Linked DNA regions of Homo sapiens: region 1 is linked to region 2. Evidence: chromatin contacts called from ENCODE Hi-C or POLR2A ChIA-PET data. All regions are on one chromosome and are shown on one strand. Each heading gives the region's core, a stretch centred on a gene start or an enhancer-like site at or near the end of the contact. The rest is flanking DNA. Distances are from core to core; before and after follow the strand shown.

The links. A loop is a pair of places that touch in the nucleus more often than their neighbours do. ChIA-PET counts read pairs that join two places held with the same protein, here RNA polymerase II (POLR2A). Pooled maps may share reads with other maps.
Region 1: a loop to region 2 is called in a pooled map, with 2.1 times the contacts of the local background. The contact joins two enhancer-like sites. A Hi-C loop is called at or near these places in 1 of 50 pooled maps. POLR2A ChIA-PET finds 5 or more read pairs at or near these places in 3 of 52 experiments (GM10248, HCT116 and naive thymus-derived CD4-positive, alpha-beta T cell).

Annotation. Positions count from the first base shown.
Region 1 is chr15:59,297,100-59,299,799 of GRCh38, reverse strand. The region is part of intron 1 of MYO1E (myosin IE); the gene reads left to right. Among named protein-coding and RNA genes, the nearest start is that of MYO1E, 74 kb to the left of the region's middle. RefSeq lists a silencer at 1,466-1,525. Within about 2 kb of position 1,304, at least 6 of the 41 ENCODE cell types and tissues checked have a DNase peak (open chromatin) inside an H3K27ac peak, as active enhancers do.
Region 2 is chr15:59,001,048-59,003,747 of GRCh38, reverse strand. All of the region lies in intron 1 of RNF111 (ring finger protein 111), which reads right to left. Among named protein-coding and RNA genes, the nearest start is that of RNF111, 15 kb to the right of the region's middle. Within about 2 kb of position 1,292, at least 2 of the 41 ENCODE cell types and tissues checked have a DNase peak (open chromatin) inside an H3K27ac peak, as active enhancers do.

The DNA of each region.
Region 1 (2,700 bases), core at 55-2,554, 300 kb before region 2:
GTTTCTAAAATGAAACTACAGAGTTTCTTTAAATGGGGTCATCAGGTTAGGATTCAGTTGTCAAGAAAGATCAATGATTTGTGTGAACTCACAGTCTTCTCAGCTTACCTGGTAGCCAGGGGTAATATTTCACACTTCGGAGTGAATTGCATTTATATTCTTTTTCTTCATAGCTCACTCAGGATTTTTAGAAGATGAAAGAATTGAATCTTATGGCAACAAAGCCCATTTCTTCACAGTGGAACTATAAATGCAGACTTAAGTAATTAATTTGTAAACCTTTGTATCTTTTTAAAACATCATCCTATCCCCAAGGCCTAACATAAGTTTTGTTGACTAGGTGAAATGATTGAATCAGTGAATGATTGAATAAATGAAAAATATAGGATGCAGTTCAGGAAAGAAAACCACAAGAGTGCGGCGGCTATTTAAAAAATGCCATCCCTGTAATTACTGTTATTGCCAATTCCTGTTTGTGTTTATGAAGCCTGAGGAATTTTGGAGGGCACTACCAGTAATTTGTATCTCATTACTCAAGCTAAGGGAGGGATAAATGAATCCTAAATGTAAACCTTTTACCGTCAAAATGGAAAACCTGTGTTTTTCCAGTGATGTGTCAGCAGTAGCTATTAATATTAAAATCACGAACCTACACACATACCTTTAAGAAATGGACTCCAGGCTTGTAAAACATGTGGCCGTAATATTGGCAGAGCAAGAATCTTTGGCCTCTGAATAAGCTCACTGGCCTTCATGTCTGTGATAATTTGCCATAGAGACCAGGCTTTTTTTCTGAGGATCTATCCCAGTCACTGTAGTTGTGGAAGTGGTGGTTCTTGTATAACAAAGTCATCTGAGGTAATATTTCCACACAATAATTTTTAGCAAAAAGAAAATGTTTAATGGTTATCCCAGGTGGCAGCAGATTCCCTTGTGGAAACAAGAATGGCGGGAATCAAAGGTTGGGCATAGAGAAGAACTTTCCTCTTTGTGATTCAAGGACAGATGTTGGCAACCTCTTTGAACTGAATGATTGGACTCCATCCTTTTCACTCATGTTGTCCTTTACCCCCAGTCCTCACCTGGATTTAAGCGATCTGGTCTGAAAGAACTCCTTCCATTTCTACCCTTTAAATAGGTTCTTATTTAATGCCACTGTAGTCAAGGAAGAGAGGGGGAACAGGATTGGAGCAGGGGTGAGGTTCACAGGCACCCCGAGGGAGGAAACCAGACGTGAACATCCCACACATAGCAGCTTTGCATATGGACAGACCTGATTTCCTTCTATGCCTCTTCCCACAGTGCTGTCTGGGCCATTAAGAATCACCTTGACTCATAGTTCTGGTTTTCAGTTCAGCTTCTAGGAATGCATGATTTCACACCTTGTGGAGGTAGAACGCAGTATCACTGATCAGGGCACAGCTATCGGGCAACCTCAGCCTCTCTGGAACTCAGCGGGCTGTGAGGAAGTCATGTATCTAAGAAGCCCAAACACATACTCCATGGCCCTTGACTGTCTGAAAAACTCAGTTTCGGAGTTTAATACATTCCCCCAGGGTACCAAATAACTAGATTTGTAAATGTAAATTTTTTCAGTCAGTTCTTAAGGTTTGATGAGGAACAGGATATTTACATAGTCGCAAAGTATCTCACCACAAATCACTTTGCATTTGTAATAGGAAAAATTACGCAGTGGGGAAGTTGGAAAATACTTAACCAAATGATGAAAGTGAATATCACCTACAAATATCATGTACCTCTGGACATCATGCCCTCAGAAGGACACAAAATTATTTGCCTAGAATTCTAGTCAAAAATGTGAAAGATGAATCTAAGTATGACAAATATCAGGCAAACTCAAATGGAGGGAAATTCTATAAAATAACTTGCCTGAACTGTTTAAAATGTCACCATCATAAAAGACAAAGGAAAACTCATGCCTGTAATCCCAGCACTTTCAAAGCCCACGGTGGGAGGATCACTCGAGCTTAGGAGTTCAAGACCAACCCGGGCAACATAGTGAGACCTCATCTGTACTAAAATTCAAAAAAATTAGCCAAGCATGGTAGTGCACACCTGTAGTCCCAGCTACTCCAGGGCTGAGGTGGGAGGATCACTTGAGCCCAGGAGGTCGAGGTGGCAGTGAGCCCTCATCGCACCACTGTACTCCAGCCCAGGCCACAAGAGCACGACCCTGTCTCAAAAAATTATAAAAATTTTAAAAGCCAGACATGGTGGCTTTTTATCCCAGCACTTTGGGAGGCTGAGGCAGGCAGATCACCTGAGGTCAGGAGTTTGAGACTGGCCTGGCCAACATGGCAAAAACCCCATCCCTACTAAAAAAAAAAAAAAAAAAAAAAAATTAGCTGGGTGTGGTGGTGCGTACCTGAAATCCCAGCTACTCAGGAGGCTGAGGCAGGAGAATCATTTGAACCAGGAGGCGGAGGTTGCAGTGAGCTGAAATCGTGCCACTGCATTCCAGCCTGGGTGACAGAGTAAGACCCTGTCTCTAAAAAAAAAAAAATTCTGACAAATGTGGTACATGATCCTGCACCAGGGGAAAAAATAAGTAATAAAGGACATGATTGGGATAATAAAATTAGAATATTGACTTGTATAAAAAGTATTCTATCGATGTTAAATTTCCTGGCCGGGTGCGGTGGCTCGCGCCCGTAATCCCAACACTTTGGGAGGCCGAGG
Region 2 (2,700 bases), core at 43-2,542:
AAAACCAAGATAATTTTAGAGCGAAACACGTGCTATTAAGAAAATACGCCACGTGCAGTGGCTCACACCTGTAATTCCAGCAGTTTGGGAGGCTGAGGCAGGCAGATCGCTTGAGCTCAGGAGTTCAAGACCAGCCTGGGCAACACGGCAAAACCCTGTCTCTACAAAAAATTTTAAAAAAATTAGCTGGGTGTGGTAGCACGCACCTGTAGTCCCAGCTACTGGAGAGGCTGAGGTGGGAGGATGGTTTGAGCCTAGGAGGTGGAGGTTGCAGTAAGCAGGGATCATGCCACTGCACTCCAGTCTGAGCAACAGAGCCAGACTCTGTCTCAAAAAAGAAAAAGGCCGGGTGTGGCGGCTCACACCTGTAATCCCATAACTTTGGGAGGTCAAGGTGGGCAGATGGCTTGAGCTCAGGAGTTCCAGACCAGCCTGGGCCACAGGGCAAAAGCATGTCTCTACAAAAACTTAGCTGGGTGTGGTGGTACATGCCTGTCCCAGCTACTCAGGAGGCTGAGGTGGGAGGATCGCTTGAGCCCAGGAGGCAGAGGTTGCAGTGAGCTGACATTGAGCCACTGCACTCCAGCCTGCGAAACTGAGTGAGACCTTGTCTCGAAAAAAGAAAAAAGAAAATTAAACAGGCAGTAGGATCACTTGAGGCCAGGAGTTCAAGGCTGCAGTAAGCTTTAATAGCACCTGTGAATAGCCAACTGCAATCCCGCGCTGGCAACATAATGAGATCTTATCACAAAAAAGGAAGAAAGAAAACAAAACAAATGTAAAGGTTGACCATCAACAGGATCCTCTCTAAGAAGCTAAAGACATGAATCATGACAAGAAACTAGCCACTAGTCAGTCAAGCCACACAATTCTAGAGGAAGAGTATTCCTGGGAGAGAAAAAATAGGAAAGACTATGTGACAGGAATATGCCTAACAGGTGCAAAGAACTAAAAGAAGGGAAGTGGAAGGAAAGGGAAATGGCACACAATGACATCAGAAGTAGTCAGGGCCAGATCAGGTAGAGCCTGTAGGGAACTGTGTGCCACATTTTTATTTCATTTTATCTTTACTAAGAACTATAGGGAACTGAAGATTACAGAAGTGACTTGCCTAAGACCTGATAGCAAAGCCTGGATCTAAATGACTATCTAAGTTGTTGAGTTTGGTCACTCTCTCTCTTTTTTTTTTTTTAATTAAATGCACAGTTATGAGGGCTTTCACTCAGAACTTCAGTTCCCATGACTACTTTTACATAAGATTATTACATATGTTACTCAACCGTACTTCCCGTATTTACCATGCAGATTTTCAGGAACTTGTCCCTCACATAAGAATGTTCTAATAAAGCATGGTAACTGCTACAAATAACAAAGTACCAAATACCATGGGAAAACGGAAGGGACAGCTATTAATTCTAAAGGAAAAACCTGAAAGAAGTTTAAGAGTTGATCTTTAAAAGTAAAATTTCAAGTGGAGAATAAGGATAAGGATACATCAGAGAAATGGCGGGAAGATAGTCAAGAAAATAGAATGGTGAGTTTTAACCAACACTATACAGTAGTCTCCCCTTAACCACAATTTACTGTCTACGGTTTCAGTTACCTATGGTCAACCATGGTCCAAAAATATTAAAGAAAAAACTCTAGAAATAAACAGCTCACAAGCTTTAACCGCTTATGAATGCCTACACAGTGCCCATGTCATTAACCTCATTTCGCCATTTTATCATCATTTTCCGTCATCACAAGAAAGGTGAGTACAATATTTTGAGAGATGACATTCACACAATTTTTATTAAATATAGTTATAAATTTTTTTATTAGTTATTGCTATTAATGTCTTACTCTGCCCAATGTATAAATTAAACTTTATAATAGGTATGCATGTTGTGGCTGTTAAGCATCTACTGGGGGTCTTGGACTGTATCCCTCATGGATAAGGGAGGACTACTGTACTTAGTTCTTTAAACATGATTTCATAAAAAATAAAATAAAATCCCATGATAATGTATGTTTTGTAGGTGTTCTGTAACAAATCTTATATCACATGATTTTCTTCACTTAATAAAAGTATTAAGTATTTTCTATTAAAGAACCTAGCTGTCAAAATAGACTTAGTCTTCCTAAAGTGAACCTATTCGCCAAATGTGGAGAGCCCATTTCCATGTCACTAATATAACTTTTTCCTGGTAAAACTGTCATGATTATCAAAAGCAAAAGTTCACATTTTTTAAAAACATGGTAAGTTATACAAGACCTTTATTTCAAATCTCCCTCCAATCCCCACTAAACTGATAGTAAAAAGAATTTTTTTTTAATCAACAACAAAAATAGGAACTAATAGCAGGCAAAGTAGAGATGGCAATAGAATCCTGTTACCTGATTGACAGGAAATCCAGAAAAGAGAAGAGAGGTAAAAAATGGCTAAGAAGTTATCAAAGGCAATGTAAATATTTCATATAACTGAAGAACATGAACCCTTCATACCTCTGTTCTCAGAGACCACCATTCTCCTCCTCACCTACTCCACTAAAGCCCCAGTAGTTTCTAGGCTATTTCTCAAGCAGGTCAACCATGCTATGGCTAGTCACGCTGCCTTGAATGCTCTTCCCCCAGATAACCACGAGGCTCACTCATTCACTTCCTTTACATCTGTGTTCAAATGTTTCCTTATCCATGATACCTTCCCTGACCACCTCA